2 separate regions of the Homo sapiens genome follow, and region 1 is linked to region 2. A link is a loop called in an ENCODE intact Hi-C map of the cell type or tissue named here. Cell type or tissue: PC-3. All regions are shown on one strand. Each heading gives the region's core, and the rest is flanking DNA. Links, peaks and the distances in the headings are about the cores only.

Region 1 (8,345 bases), core at 124-8,123, 120 kb after region 2:
AGTTCTTTAAATGTCATCCTGGAAACTGAGTCATAAAAACATCAAAGAACTTCAAACTGGGATCCTAGAAGTTGCATAATCCAACTTTCTTATCTCACAAAAGAAAGAAACTAACTCCCAAAGATTAAGTAATTTTAATTGAATGATTTAATTTAATTATTTAAATGTGATTTGTACATCTGAGAAAATGGAATTGAGTTAGTAATACAACAAAGCATGCCTAAGCACCTTACATATTACCAAGGACCTTTAGGCTACTAGACAAAAAGGCTGTATAAAGGCGTTATAACCTAAGTTATAATTTATGTATAACCTAAATTATTAACAGTCATAATTTACATATAAAAAGCCTAAAATTCAAAATAGTCATTTTACATTCTTCACAGAATTAGAAGAAACTATTTTAAAATTTAAGTGGAACCAAAAAAGAGCCTGAACAGCAAAGACAGTCCTAAGCAAAAAGAACGAAGCTGACGGCATCACACTATCCCACTTCAAACTATACTACAAAGCTCCTGTGACCAAAACAGCATGGTACTGGTACGAAAAGAGACACATAGACCAATGGAACATAATAGAGATCTCAGAAATAAAACCACACATCTACAACCAGCTGATTGTCAACAAACCTGACCAAAACAAGCAATGGGGAAAGGATTCCCTATTTAATAAATGGTGCTGGGAGAACTGGCTAGCCACATGCAGAAAACTGAAATTGGTCTCTTTTCTTACACCTTATACAAAAATTAACTCAAGATGGTTTAAAGACTTGAATGTAAACCCCAAAACCATAAAAGACCTAGAAGAAAATCTAGGCAATACCATTCAGGACATAGGCATGGGCAAAGACTTCATGACAAAAACACCAAAGGCAATGGCAACAAAAGCAAAAATTGACAAATGGGATCTAATTAAGGAGCTTCTGCACAGCAAAAGAAACTATCATCAGAGTGGACAGACAACCTACAGAATGGGAGAAAATTTTTGCAATCTATCCATCTGACTAACATCTAATATCCAGAGTCTATAGGAACTTAAACAAATTTACTAGAACAAAAACTACCCCATTAAAAAGTGAACAAAAGACATGAACAGATACTCCTGAAAAGAAGACATTTATGCGGCCAAAAAACATATTAAAAAAACTCAACATCGTTGGTCATTGGAGAAATGCAAATCAAAACCACAATGAGATACCATCTCATGCCAGTGAGAATGGTGATTATTAAAAAGTCCAGAAACAAGAGATGCTGGCAAAGTTGCGGAGAAAAAGAAATGCTTTTACAGTGTTGGTGGGAGTGTAAATTAGTTCAACCACTGTGGAAGGCAGTGTAGCGATTCCTCAAATATCTAGGGACAGAAATACCATTTGACCCAGCAATCCCATTACTGGGTATATACCCAAAGGAATACAAATCATTCTATTATAAAGATACATGGCTGCGTATCTTAATTGCAACACTATTCACAATAGCAAAGACATGGAATCAACCCAAACACCCATCGATGATAGATGGGATAAAGAAAATATGGTACATATACACCATGAAATACTGTGCAGCCATAAAAAGGAACAAGATCATGTCCTTTGCAAGGATGTGGATGGAGCTGGAAGCCGTTATCCTCAGCAAACTAACACAGGAACAGAAAACCAAACACTGTATGTTCTCACTTATAAGTGGGAGCTGAACCTTGAGAATGGACACATGGACTCACGGTGGGGAACAACTCACATTCACTGGGTGGTGAGGAAGAGAGAGGATCAGGAAGAATAGCTAATGGATGCTGGACTTAATATCCAGGTGATAGGTTGATCTGTACAGCAAACCACCATGGCACATGTTTACCTATGTAACAAACCTGCACATCCTTCACATGTACCCTGGAACTTAAAATAAATTTGAAGGAAAAAAAGAAAATAAATAAATTTTTAAAACCCAAAATAGTAATTCTAGTTAATCTGATATTATATATTGGGCCACCCATTAGGATGTATTTCCTGATGTATATTGGATTTTTATTTTGATAGATTATCCACACTGAAAGGGCATGTCAGGTATGGAGGGATAATTAGGTGACTTGTTAGTTGGGTATTTATAAACCAGGCAAATTTGATAGATGCTTCCATAATTCTATGATTATTTTATTGGGCCTCATGAAAAAGCATAGTATTTTTCTCTACCTTTTTTCTCTTCTTCGAGTATCCCAATCCATCCATCAAGTCTCAGCATAGCTTTTCCTCCAGTAATATTCCAGAATACTTCCATATTCTTCAAACCTGAGTGCCCTACCTATGTGCCTCCTTCATCCCCATCATCCTTCATAGTTAATTATTTGTCTGGACCACTATTAGACTCCAGGTGCCTTGAGGACAGGACTTGTTGTTGTTTACTGTCACATATAATCTATAGTAAGAATTCAAAAGATATTTTTTGAACCACTTCAATAACTTCATTGTTGGGATGATGAATCACAGCTCAGAGGTTTAACTATCAAGTCCCCAAAGAGGGGAAAAACATGTATTCAAACAAAAAAATGGATCTTCATTGAATGTTCATCTAATTTTTTTGGAAGGTCATTTGTTCATTTCAGAGGCTCTCACTTCTTGGAGTGTTATTAAAGGCAGGCTGAAAAAAACTCATTGCATAGCTGATGGTTTCCATTTCTTAAGAATTGCAATTGAGTGAATTCATTCCCTCCCAAATTTATATATTGAAGCCCTAGCCCCAACACGATGGTGTTTGGAAATGGGGGGCCTTTGGGAGATAATTAGGTTCCAATGAGGTAATGAAGGCGGGCCCTCATGATGGGATTAATGTCCTTATTAGAAGAGACACCAGCTCCTGCTGCCCCAACCCACCCTCTCTCCCCTCTCTCTCCCTGCCATTTGAGAACATGGAGAGAAGGCAGATGTCTACAAGCCAGGAAGAGAGCTCTCGCCAGAAACTGACAATGCTGGCACCTTGATCCTGCACTTCTAGCCTCCAGAAAATTTCTGTTGCTTAAACCTTTCTGCTTATGGTATTTTGTTAAGGCAGCTCAAGTTGGCTAAAACATCAAACAAGATATTGGAGGGGTTGTGGTTAATGAGGAAATGGAATATTTTCTTAAATTTCAAACTTTCATGCTGCCCTTATTAACAGCAAGAGAGAAAAATCTCTTGAGAAGCTAACTGTGCACTTAGAAATTTTTTTAAATCTATGCTCCCCCTTCTCTTCTGATACCTTTGTGCCCTTAGTATTTTGCAAGATGTGAAGGATACAAAGAAATTCTAGATATTGTTCCTGCCCAAGGTCTACTTTTTCAGAAGACCCAGGTTTACACCCTTTTAGACTTAGTTTGGTTATTACTCTCCGCAGCGCCTTCCCTAATCACCTTCCTCTGCCCTAAACGGAGTTCAGACTCCTTCTTCTGTGTTTTTACTGTGCTTTCTTCAGCTTTCTTTTACAGCACTCATAATTGTCTGTTTACCTATCTGTTTACCCATTATCTGGTGAGCCTAGTAGTTCTCATTGATAGCAGTGTTTGGCAAGTAGTAAGTGCTTAATACATGTTTGCTAAGTAAATGAGTTGGCTTGTAGAGTCACTCATGAAGTGGTTAAGGACACGTATTTTGAGCGAATCATATTTGATTTGAAACCTGGCTCTACCCCTTAACTAGCTTTATGACTTTGAGTAAGTTGCTTTGCCTCTCTGCATCTGAGTTTTCTTACCTATAAAATGAGGATAAATGGAAGTTAACATCATAGTTTTATTGTGAAGATTGAGTGGAGTTGTAAATGTGTAACTGAACAGTTTCTGGACCGTAAACTAACAATTACTATTACTATTATTCTAAGTTCCTACAATGCATTTAGATTATATTTAGGGGAGAGGAACTGATACACAGATATATGAAATATGATCCCTGCTCTTGAGAGTTCACAATCTAGTAGTAGCAATAAGGTAAGGAGATATAGAGGGTAAACAACTATTTGTAAAGAGTATGTCAAATCTGAAGATAGGTCTTTATACTATAAATATTATGGCTCATAAAGAGTTAATTCCCTGTTTTTTTGTTGCTTTCTATTTTTTCTTTCTTTTTTTTTTCTTTTCTGCGTGTGTGAAGCCAGAATTTAGATAAAAGTCACATATCAAAGAGAGGATTTTCTTTCCTTTAGCAGATTCTTCTCTCAGTTGGGTGAGTCACTTCATCTAAGTGCATCACTCTTGATGAGATGAGCGGGCTTAGTTCACACAAAAAAGCAGGAGAGAGATAGCATCTAGTAAACCAGATTTCTGTGGTCCAGGAAGAACACAGGGCTGAGTGGGTGCAAAGAGAACTGATTCAGTCTCAGCTCTGCCAGCTAACTAGTTGTGCGACTTGTCTGGGGTCTCGATTTCCTCATGTAAAATTATAATCTTCAAGGCTCCATCCAGCTCTAAAATTTCATGATTATGTGCTCCGGAGGGAGACATCACTACAGTGAAAGCAGAGGGCAATCTGGAATTTTCATAGGTAGTAAGAAACTCACCAGATATTCAGTTACATGATTCAAACTGACTAATTCCAATAATGCAGTATCTTGACTGCATTTGCTTTTCATTGGGAATTGTCAAGATGTGTCATGCTATTCAGACATGTTCAGAACCTAAGCCTTGCACCCATAGGTGATCTTACATCATGTTGGTGGGACATCCCCTGAAATGGGCATTATCATTCCTGGATGATGAGGCTGGCAATAGGCTATATCCCCAGAAGAAAATCTATGACTTGTATATCACACGAAGAAGAATGCAATAGAGATCTGCCACCTGAGAAATATCTAGGCCTCTTAAACTAATGGCTTTGTCCGTTATTCGTTGTGAAGAAAATCCAATCTTTTGGAGGTTCCCTATTGCCTACTCCACAGATGTCCTCCAGCTCTGCTTGCTTTCGTTGCTTGGAATGGAATCATATGTGGTGGCTTTGTGGAGGCAGAATTAGCAGAAAGGGACAGATGCGAAGCTCTCAAAGCCTATACTATTTCATCTGTATTATTATCACCATCGCCATCATCATCATCATCATCATCATCATATGTTGATTCATGCTATACTTTGTAGTTACCTATAAACTTGTCTTACACTATTAGGCTTTAAATGTTCGCAGGTTAGGAATACAACCTGACCTTTATAAGGTTAATAGCCTAGTCTATAGCAATTGTGCAGAAAATATTTGTTGAACAAAACATGAAAAAAATGCATGCAGAGCCCCCAAAATATCTTTTTGGGAGGTAATTGTGTTCCTACTCTGAATCTTCCATACTAAGAACTTAATTCCTAAAAGGCTAGTGCAAACACTGTTCAGCAAAAATATTCTTGATGGTCACCAAAATAATGCTCAGGAAATTTTTAGGTTTTCTTGGTAAACACTCTGTCCTGGTTTGGCTTTTTTTTTTTTCCTGCAAAAGCTTGTGCTTTTTTGAAGCTCATCAAATGTCCCTGCACATTTAACACATTCAGCTATGCCTAGCAAAGCTGCTTTTATTGTATATTTTGAGTCGTCAGCGGGTACATACCGTACATTTAGCAATGGTGCTTGGCTGAGTCACTAATCAACAAGAGTACTCTCCTGAGAAAAATGTGTTTTCAGTTACTGGGAATTTGCATTTTCTACTAATAGAGGCTCCATAACTGTGACAATTCAATAAATTATGCATGATGAAAAGTATTAGTTGCTTGTCGGTCATACTACTAAGTGTTTTCTTCCCTTGGTGAGAGAGCTAGAAAACCTATAATAAACACGTTTTCAAGCTGTAGATGAGGGTCTTATAATATAATGAACACTGAGGTTAATGAGAGTCAAATGACTTAATCCAAAAACACTGAAGTGGTTTAAGTCCTAAAACTTTACCAAACACATTTTTCCCCCAGAAATGATTAAAATACTAAGATTACAAAGCCTATAAAAACTGGTCAGTTCTTAACATTTTGTATTCTTTTGTGTGTGAGGGCAAAGAGCTGTGAAGAGGAGTTGGTTAAGATTAATGTGACAGCATAATGTGACAATCAGATTTTAGAATCAAATTTCACATTAGCCATATATTTACGTACTGCTTTTTCAAAGGGTTTCATGTGCAGGGTTTGCATTGAAAGAGGAAGAGGGCTAATATTTTTGCCTAACTAAAGACATGCAACGGCGACAGGAGGATTCATTGCAGTTTGATTCTCAAACATGTTTGCTGCTTTATCTCTCACACCAAGGGGCTCTCCCTCCCTCATCTCTTGCATCCTCCTTCTGATGTGTGATCCAAACCAAAAACTGTGCCCATTTCCGTTGGAAGTAATAAGCCAAGACAGTCATTAACTCAGGAAGGAGCAATGGGGATCAAGCAGTTGGGATATAAGTAACCCACGTCTTTTTCTGAAAGTATCCCACTTCTTTTTCTGATTCTAGCATTTGTTTCTTGATGTCTTCTAGACTTCAGTATGGAGATCTTTAAATAACTGTAATTAGTTTGGTTGAGAGACTTGGATTCCTGTTTTTCTTAGAATCATCACTACCAAGTATCAAGAAACTTGCTCCCTACCCAAGCCATGACTCCCACACACTTCTTTACAGACTTCTTATCCATATGCCTTCCTTTCTTTTCTTCATGTCCTCACTTGAGTCTTAGAGGTTTGTGGACAATTAATGTTTTGGTATTTCTGAGTGCACAAAGCTGTAATTATATATTGAGTAGCATCTAATTGGCAAACTGGGTTCCAAATTTTCCAAAGGACATTTTTAGTTTATCTCCCTGTGAACAGGCAGTTCTTTAAAAAATAGAATCACAGTATTTTAGGCTCAGAGGGATCTTGAAATGTATTTAGTCCCACTTCCTCATTTTCACCAGATAAGGAAAATGAGCAAAAGGGAGCAATTAAGTGATTGCTGAAAAATCAGAGTTGGTGATTGGCCAGGCGATGGCTAAACCCAGCTATTCTAACTTCTAGTGCATTGTTTTTATTTGTTGTGCTTGCCAATAGGCTACTATATTATCTTTGTAATACTGTTGGAACCATAAGCTAATTTCAGTTTAGTGTTATAGAAGGCCCAGAGCTGAGCATAGATTTAAATATAAATTTTGAATGCACAGTGTACTTGAAAAAAAAATTAACTTTATGCCCTTAGGGGAGATTCCCCAGCCATGAAATAGGAGCTCAGCTGTCTTTATATTTAGCAATATAGGCACTTCAGGGATTAGGCAGGACACTTTAGATAGGAAACCAAACCGCCTGCTGTGTATGTTTGAGAGTGAGAAATTTGAAAAAATCTTATGATAGACAGAGCCAATAGCACTTACTCATTAAACATCATGGCTCCTTTAATAGATATTTTTGCTGTAAACTCTTTTGCCAATGATGTATTTATTGATTTTTTTCTTGATGACAGAGTTTTCTTCTTTTTTAAAAAAATATTTATTGTTTCTTCCCTTTTTAAAGTTTGGGTTTGCAATGTAGGCCACTTTCTTGATGTTTGTTTGTGTTTCTGTTTTGCTCATTTAAGTCTTGCAAGCCTACATGCCTTCTGTCTTTTACAAGGCCACCCTGGCCTCCTTGAGGAACCTCTGGGAGCTCATCTTCTCCCAGATCCAGGTAGCCTAGGGAGCCCTGACATCATTCATCTCCAACCAGATCTTTTCCTGTCACCAAAAGGAATCTTCTCTTGAATGTCCAATCAACACTTGACATTTAAGTTCACAATTGAGCTTTCTTTTGTTCTTCTTCCCCAGGTAAGCACCCACTTCCTAATTTCTGTACAACTATCAACACAATTGCTACTCTTTCATTTCTCCCACCATACAAACGTGGAGCTGGTTGATTTCTCTTACTAATCCCCAAAAGCATTGCATCTCCAAGTCTTATGAATAATTAATTTCCCATGTCTTTGAGGTCGAGTCTTTCTTTTTTTAAATAATAGCACCTACAGTAATTCAGACCCTCTCCATCTGACTCATGTCTTCTCTAACAGTCTCCTAACTAGAATCGCAAATTTCATTTTATCCCAACAAAACCTCCACCTTTGCCAAAGTGATTTTGCCAATGTGTTTAAACAGAGAGGATTAATATTTATTGAGAACCTATTATGCACCAAGCATAAATTATCTCAATCAATCTCAAACACCATCCTATGAAGTAGGCATCCTTCCTCCCTCCCTCCCTCCCTCCCTTCCTTGCTTTTTCTCTTTCTTTCTTTCTTTTTTCTTTCCGTTCCTTCTTTCTTTCCCTTCCTTTCTTTCCTTCCTTCCTTTCCTTCCTTTCTTTCCTTCCCTTCCTTCCTTCCCTTCCTTCCCTTCCTCCCTCCCTCCCTTCCTTCCTTCCTTTCCTTCCCTTCCTCCCTC
Region 2 (8,345 bases), core at 152-8,151:
AGGGCTGCCACAGGACTCTTGCTTGATTCTCATTATAACTCTGTGAAGCAGGAGGTATTGTCAGATCCACTTCACTCATCAGGAAACTGAGGCTTGAAGAGCCACAGGCCTATAGGCAGAGCTGAATATTGCCAAATGGTTACAGAGTGCTTACAATGTGCAAGACACCCCCTAAGATCTACAGATACAAGGATGAACGTTGTCCTTTTGCCCGAGGAGCTCAGCTTAGAGGGGAGATAGACCCGAAGCACCAAACAGCTTACTATGAAATAAAAGGGTATCACAACAGAAATGGGAACATAGTACTATGAAAACAATTAAATCTGCTTCGGCAGGAAGGGAGACCCAGTATGGAAGCGGGCATTGGAAAAGGCTTTTTTCACACCCCAAAAACACCTTTCTTACACTTGTGGCAAATTCCAACATCAGAGCACTGGGAAACGGTGATCTTGTTAAACCTTGCAAAGGGCCCGCTTCATGGAAAGTGTTTATTAGACAGTTATAGAGTGAGTGATCACAAGGATGAAGTAGGTCTTACTCGACAAAACTGAATGTCACTGGACGTGATCTTGCTTTACAGGTCCTGGGCCTCCAGCTTTGTGGGCAGTCATGACATCCAAGGGTGCCATTTTGCGCCAGAGTTTTTGCTCCACATTTGCAAACAGAGGGACTCATAGCTCTAAAGTTCCCACTGTCTTTTCCTCTGAACTTTGAGCAACATTCTTCTGCTTTTTTGAGCTGTTTCATTATGAATCATCTCCCTATATTAATAAAAATTTGTTTTCTAAACATTTGTTTCATTTAGCTTTCAAAAAATCTTACCAGGTTGTAATAGAGCTCACTTTTACTCTGCTTTGTGTTCATAAACTAAAAAATATATAATTTTATGAAATATATAGGTTTTCATAAATCTTTGTGTCTCAGTCTATAATAAAGTGATATGTATTTTTAATTTCTATTCTATTGTTTTTTTTTCTTTTTTAAAATGAAACTAGAAGCAAATCTCATTTATTCTACTATTTTTTATGATCAAGTTTTATCACAAGACTAGGATGGGTAGCTGACTTGTTCTCACACTGGTGCCCTCTAGTCTTCCTTGCTGTTCCCTCCCCTACTTTCTGGAATCTCCCTTTTCCATCTAAGAGATGCTCAGTGTTCTTTTATTTTTTTTTTAAGTGAAAAATTCAAAGAGATGGGGTACTGGCTATGTTGACCAGGCTAGTATCGAACTCCTGGCCTCAAGTGATCCTCCCATCTCAGCCTCCCAAAATGCTGGGATTACAGACCTGAGCCACCATGTCTGGCCTCCACTACTGTTTTATGAGTACCTTTATGATGTCCAGTATCCTTGTTGGTAGGACCTTTGTCCACTACTACTGCTGATAAATCCAATTACTCTTCCAAAATGAAAATTTGAGCTCATTAACTATCAAGAGTTGTTTAGGAGATGTATTTCTTTTCTACACACACCACCTACAGCTGGTCTCTCTAGGCTGAGATATTTCTGCTCACTGGAGACCAGATCATCAGCTACAGAGGCTTGGGTCAAGAAATGTCTTAGTCACAGTGAACCCGCTGCATTCCACTGTGTATCTGTCTCCCTTAGGCATAAACTTAGGTTTTCCACGTCAAAATTCCTGTAAGGCAGTGTGAAATTCCGTAAATCCTTTTTGGCAAAAGCATTTCTGGGCTTGCGTAACTCAGATATAAGTCCCTTAATCTCATTGCCATTTTATCTTTATAAGCCAATCTTCAGTAACTCTGCAACTATTATAATGACTTTTTCAAACCTTCAGGTAACCTTCAGGTATGTGTAACTCATACTGGTGAAATGCTGCTATACAGCTTTCTAGAAATGATCAGAACTACTTAGAAATCTTGTTTTGGGTAGAAATTGTAGTTATATATAAAGCACCTTTATTCTTGAAAAGGGCACTGGCTCTATTCATCAAAAAATCCTCAGTTTAGGTGACCTTTTGAGAGTGAACGTGAGCAGAACGCAGACCATCTATGGCTTAGGTTTTCCTGGCACATTGCAGCCCCATTGAAAGATCTCGCTGTAGCAGTGGGAGTCCTCATGGACCACGGGTCCTGCCCACCTTTCTTTTTCTCCTGTGTATTTTTTGAAGGTCTGGCTCCTACTGATGCTAGGAATTACTTTGTCATCCTTAGGTAGTATTTTTGCTTAGACTAAAGGTCATGTCCTTCTTTCTCGAATTACCCACTTACTGCAAATTAAGATGCCTCCATGCCTCCTAAATCAATGTGTATCTTCTAATTATAATAGAAACACATTTTTTTGATAGTGACCACAGGAAAATACAGAAATGTATCAAGAAGAAAACAAAAATCTCCAGTAATCCTACTGTTATATCCAGAAATCACTACTATTAACATCTTCTGTATTTCCTGGCACTGTTTTTAATGCCTGTGTGTGTACGCATATTTAAAAAAACTTGGCTTTATAATAGACATAAATAAAATGTTGCATATTTTCTCATATGTCAGTATTTCCTGAGTGTTTTCCTGTGCAGTACATGTTCTTTGAACATGTCCTATTATATATTCCTTCATTATGAATGACTCATAATGATTTAACACTGCACCTATTATTGGGTGTTCGGCTTGTATTTATCTTTTATTGTTAATGGTAGGCATACTTATATCTTTATTTTCTTATCCAATAATCTACTTAGGATTAATTCCTTGAAGAGGAATTGCAGAGTTAAAAGCTTTGATTGTTTTTATCTTTAATGTTCTTGATATACACTAACAGATCGCCCTCCAGGAAGGTCTTGTCAATTTAAATACCGGCTCTTAGGCCTGCTTCTTTGAAAATTCTCCCAAAAATGAACGATATTTTTACTAATTTTTTTTTTTTTACTATATGATGGGTGAAAATGTTATTTACTCTTCTTTTCCATTTTGTTTCTTTGGATAATAAGAAGTTGAACATTGACTTTCTTGTGTTTTTTTTCTTATTTACATCTATTTTGTATGTTAATTCTTTATATTCTGTTCTTTTTTTTCTATTAGATTCTTAAGGCTTTTCTTTCTTTTCATTTTTGTTAGACCTCAGCTACAGAGGATTGAGTTAAATAATATCCTCTTTTCATGGAAATTATCAGCATCATTCCCTTTTATCCTGATTCCTGATTCCCATTTTCCTCTCCCGCTGCCCCACGACACACAAATGCAAGCTTCCAAGCTTCCTAGTGTGTTCAGTGAATACTCTTTCAGTTATACGAGTTCTTGTTAAGTGTGTGTTATTGTAAACATGCATTTTCAATTTATATAAATCAAATGGTACTGTGTATTACATTTAATTCTTCTTATTTTCATTTAGTGCTCAATAGCCACATGTGGTTAGTGGCTACCATATTGGACTGTGTAGATTTAGAACATATTCATTATTGCAGAAAGTTCCATTGGAGAAAACTATTCTAGATATTAGATGCAGATCAATTTTAGACCTTGAGATGTCTTCTCCTATTCTGTCATGTGTCTGCTAAATTTGCTGATTATTCCTGTATTGTATAGAAATCTCCAAGTTTGATGTAAATACATTTATTGTTTGCCTTATGATTTGTGCTTTGCAAATTTTGTTTAAGAAGTCTTTTCCCACCCTAGATCACCAGTATACTCTGTTATGTTACCTTCCATTAATTTTTATAGTTTCTTCCCTTTTACATTTAGGTTTTTGGTCTGTTGAAGTTCACCTTTGTTATTTGGTGTTAGGTAGAAATCTAGTTTTATTTTTTTCCATACGTGAATAAGTTTCACTAACATTGTCTGTTTTAAAATCTATGTCTTTTCTTCATTGATTAGTGGTGCTATTTTTATTATGTATAAGTTCCCATGAGTGTATGGATCTGTTTCTAAACTCTCTCTTCTGTTTCATTGGTCTAGTTATTTGTTCTTCACAATTCATACTTTTTATTATTGACATTGTTCTATGTCTTAGTATCTGACAGGACACGTCCTGTTTTTATACTCTTCTTTTTAAAGGGTTGACCTATCTATGGACATTTATTCTTCCAGATAAATTTTAGAATAAATTTATTTAGTTTATCTAAAAGAAAACTGGACGTTTGAATGAGATTTAATTGGATTTAGGTGAATTAAGTCTAACTCAAAAAACTTTGACATCTTGGAAAATTAAATCAGCCTGTTTTAAACCATATATTTATATAATCATCTGTGTCCTTTACTGGCATTTAGAAGCTTCCCCCACCCCAGAGATATTGTATATTCTGGTTCAGTTAGTCCCCATATATTTTATTGTTTTATTTCCGTAGATTGTATCTCCTTTTAAATTTTTCTAGTTGATTATTGCTGCTACAGAGAAATGCTATGGCTTTTGTAAGTTGATCTTATAAGTGGAAACCATGCAAAAGCTTATCCATTCTTATAGTTTGTTGATTTGTAAAAACTCTTAATTTATTAAAAGTGTTTTGCTATCTGTAGGTCATATTTATTAGAAGTGTTTTCCAGTTTGTTATTTGACTTAGAATTTTATTTATGATGTATTTTTACACTTCTAAGTTTTAAATTTATCAGGTAGCAAATTCTGTTAATGCTATTTTGTCATTTTTATCAATTAATTTATGCTATTTGTCAAAAGGAAGTGTATTTTCCTTTTTTTCTTCAGTACTAGCAATCTGTTTTATTGTTTCCCCAAAATATAGAGTTCTTCACGGAATGCCAAAGTAGACAGAAAGTGTGTAGCACTTTTGATCCACTAGAGGCCAACACTTGCTTGAAAGAAACTGGCATGCTTTCCTAAATCTCCTATTTTTTTCCTCTCTGAATGGGAAGAAACTGGCTGAAAAAAAGCCTTACAGAAAATAACTAATTTCTATTTAAATTAGATGTCTAGAAATGCTATAGAAAGAAGAATCTGGACAAAAAGAAAAGGCTATTTTCAAAGACAATAAGTTATATAAAGAGGATTCAAAGCAACAAAGCTGTTTTTAGTGGAAAAAAAATGAAAGCAGAAAATCCAAATAAAACAGTTTAAAATGTTTTAAAAATTTAACTTAGAAGAAAGAGAAAACTAAAATAGAAATAAAAAAGGTCCAGCTTCTACTCAAAATACACATTTAGTGTCATTAAATAAGAAGTAGGTGACAAGAGGCTGGGCGCGGTGGCTCACACCTGTAATCCCAACACTTTGGGTGGCCAAGGCAGATGGATCACAAGGTTAAGAGATCGAGACCATCCTGGCCAACATGGTGAAACCCTGTCTCCACTAAAAATACAAACAATTAGCAGGGCGTGGTGGCGGGCGCCTGTAGTCCCAGCTACTCGGGAGGCTGAGGCAGGAGAATCACTTGAACCTGGGAAGTGGAGGTTGCAGTGAGCCGAGATTGTGCCACTGCACTCCAGCCTGGGTGACAGAGCGAGACTCCATAAAAAAACAAACAAACAAACAAAAAGTAGGTGACAAGAAACAGCAGACAATAGTGGCTTTTTCTCCCTTTTCCTCTTTGCTCTGAAAAACCAGGAGATGGGGCTAACCTGCCTCCCATTCTGTAGGGTTCCTGCACAGATAACTGGGTGAAAAACAATTCCCAAACTGAAAAAAATCCATTGTTTTAATTCCAGTGAGGTGATCTGTAGGAAATAACCACGCTGGCTTACAAGCAGACATTGAAAGGTGGTTCTTCTCTGAGGCTTATTCTTAAAATCATGTTTATCACTCAAAAGCAGACATATCTACAGAGGGAGGGATGAAGAGGAGGGAAAGAAGGAAGGAGGGAAGGAGGAAGGGTGGGCCAATACCAAGACTGCAATTCTCTTATCTATGAAAACATAAAGAATTGCGAAAAACGGTTCTTTACATATAGACAGAGGTGCTTATAATTTAGAGCTGGAAAAAAATGATCAAGATTAAATGACAGCCCACATGCAAAACACTATAAAAAGCAAGGTACTATTATTATTATTACAAAGGTGCATCTGCCAGCGGGGATCTTGGCTTCTGGGTGCCCTTTCATAAGTAGGGCAGCTACGTCATATCATATATGAAAGCCTATGCTATACAAAGAAGTTATTTTTACATCAATCGAAATAAATGCATAAAAGATTTACGTTTGCATTGAAGACAAGGTAAAATTTTTAAAAATCAATGGGAACGCATCTTAGACATGCCAAGTTATATTATAAAGAACTTCCAAATGAATATGTTTTCTGCTGGCTTTTGATTTAATACCTATAAAAACTGAGTACATACAGTAGGAAGGGCACATTTACAAGGATGGACTGAAAAATACCATATGTTATTTCACAAAGTTTCGTTAACTTTTAATGAATTAAATTTATTTTCATTTATAAGAAGTATGTGCACAAGATAGAAAATGCACACACAGCTAAGGGGTTTCATTGGAAAGCACTCTGCTCTCCTAAACCCATTCCCATTCCCTCATCTACCAGTGTCACCATCCACAGTTAATTGTCATTGCCACTTTCTTACCATCGGTATGTCTGAATTTTTTTTTTTTTTTACAGAAATGCTAGTATGCCATACAAATTGTTCCACATCTTGCCTTAAAATGCCACACCATCACCAATAACCACTTAACATAATATGGTTTGCTCTTCATCTCAGGTCAGTTAGGTCAGAAGGAGGTATGCTTTATTCTAAGTTACACAGTATTCCACCAGATGAATGTATCATCGTTGATTTGTCTAGTCTCCTACTGAAAGACATTTAGATTATTTTCAGCCCTTGGCTATAAAAAACAATAATCCAGTGATTTTCTGTGTACTTCTATTTTCTTTGTGGAAATATGATTTAGGAATGGAAACCTAGAAGAGAAATTGATGGGTCAAAGGTATGAGTGTTTTTTTGTTTGTTTGCCTGTTTTTGTTTGTTTTTTTGTAGTCAGCTATTTAATTAGGTTCTTAAGGCATTTAGAATGCCAATTTGTGAGGATAAATTCCATTTGTCCGGGCAAACACAGATGGCAGGTAGACCTGATGCTGAGGAATAGCTTTGGTTTTTCGTAAAATGTGTGAGTCCACAGCTTTCTGATCAATCTTGCACTGCTCTGTAATCTTGTATTTCTCTTTTTCTGTGTTGAAGATCTCACCTTCCTGGTCTGAACTTCCACAGCTTCTTCTTGAAGTAAGCATCACTAAGATGTTCTGGGATTTTTACATTGCTGATATCAATTTTGGTTGAAGTCGCAATGACAAATTTCTGGTATTTTCTTCATAGAGGAACTCGATTGAGGGCCAGAGGTCCAGTCACAAGTAATAAGCCACTAGCCAGCTGCTTCAGGAAAACCACCCTCTTGCCCCTGTGGCCTCCAGTGAGGAGGATCAGAATGGTCCCCGGGGTAATGCTGGCTCGCAGTTTTCTCACGTGCTGACTGAAGGGTTTGTTGCCATGGCTCAGCAGCTTTCCAGGCACATCTTCAGTAGGATAATATCTAGGCATTTTGCGAAGTTTAACCACCCGGGTACCACCGTTCTTGTCACCACCAACTGGTTTTGTAACAGTTGCAAAAACCTTCTCCTTCTTTTTCTTTTCAACCTTGGATTTAGCGGCTGAGTACTTCCTCTTATACGTGGCCTTTCTGGAATACACGGCAGGTCAGGAATACCTGCCAATTCCTCTGACAAGGACAGGATTGCACTGCAATGGGGCTTCCCCTTCTTGGGCTTTTTAGTCTTGAGGTGACCCTTTTTCACCACCAGCATCAGCCTTCTTGGCTTTGGGTTTCTTCTCTTTGGTATCTGGCTTCTCAATTGTTTCACCTGCTGTCTTGTAAGATGGGAAAGAGAGTTTGTGTGTGTGTGTGTGTGTGTGTGTGTGTGTGTGTGTCTGGCTTCTCAATTGTTTCATCTGCTGTCTTGTAAGATGGGAAAGAGAGGGGTGTGTGTGTGTGTGATGGAGTTTTGCTCTTGTTGCCCAGGCTGGAGTGCAATGACATGATCTCGGCTCACTGCAACCTCTGCCTCCAACCGATTCTCCTGCCTCAGCCTCCTGAGTAGCTGGGATTACAGGCGCCCACAACTATGCCCAGCTAATTTTTGTATTTTCAGTAGAGACGGGGTTTCACCATCTTGGCCAGGCTGGTCTCAAACTCCTGACCTCAGGTAATCTGCCCGCCTCGGCCTCCCAAAGTGCTGGGATTACAGGCATGAGCCACCACGCCTGGCCTGGTATGAGCATTTTAATGTGTATAGATACTGCCAAAATGGCCCTTCCCTGGGATAGTACCAGTCTGTATTCCCAAGGGGAATGCCTTTCCCACCACATTCTCCCCAAGATTGCTTTTAATCAAATATTTTGTTCTTTTCCAATCTGATAGGAGAAAAAAAAAGAATCTTGTGGT

Evidence for each region. A loop is a pair of places that touch in the nucleus more often than their neighbours do. Peaks named below come from ENCODE experiments on the same cell type or tissue, not always from the same donor. Only the 100,000 strongest peaks of a DNase experiment are listed, where the experiment ranks them.
Region 1: it touches region 2 in a loop (2.4-fold over the local background); 4 of 110 quality-filtered maps call a loop at or near these places.

What each region holds. Positions count from the first base shown.
Region 1 is chr1:241,713,365-241,721,709 of GRCh38, reverse strand. The region is part of intron 9 of WDR64 (WD repeat domain 64); the gene reads right to left. All of the region lies in intron 1 of LOC124904603 (a long non-coding RNA gene), which reads left to right. Among named protein-coding and RNA genes, the nearest start is that of WDR64, 65 kb to the right of the region's middle. In PC-3, for the core only: no CTCF peak of the experiment used is centred there; DNase peaks (open chromatin) are centred at 3,589, 4,249 and 4,589; H3K4me3 peaks cover 350 bases; H3K27ac peaks cover 1,920 bases.
Region 2 is chr1:241,831,358-241,839,702 of GRCh38, reverse strand. It overlaps the pseudogene RPL6P3. Among named protein-coding and RNA genes, the nearest start is that of EXO1, 13 kb to the left of the region's middle. In PC-3, for the core only: CTCF peaks have their summits at 4,542, 4,749 and 5,523; DNase peaks (open chromatin) are centred at 662, 1,602 and 4,742; H3K27ac peaks cover 1,487 bases.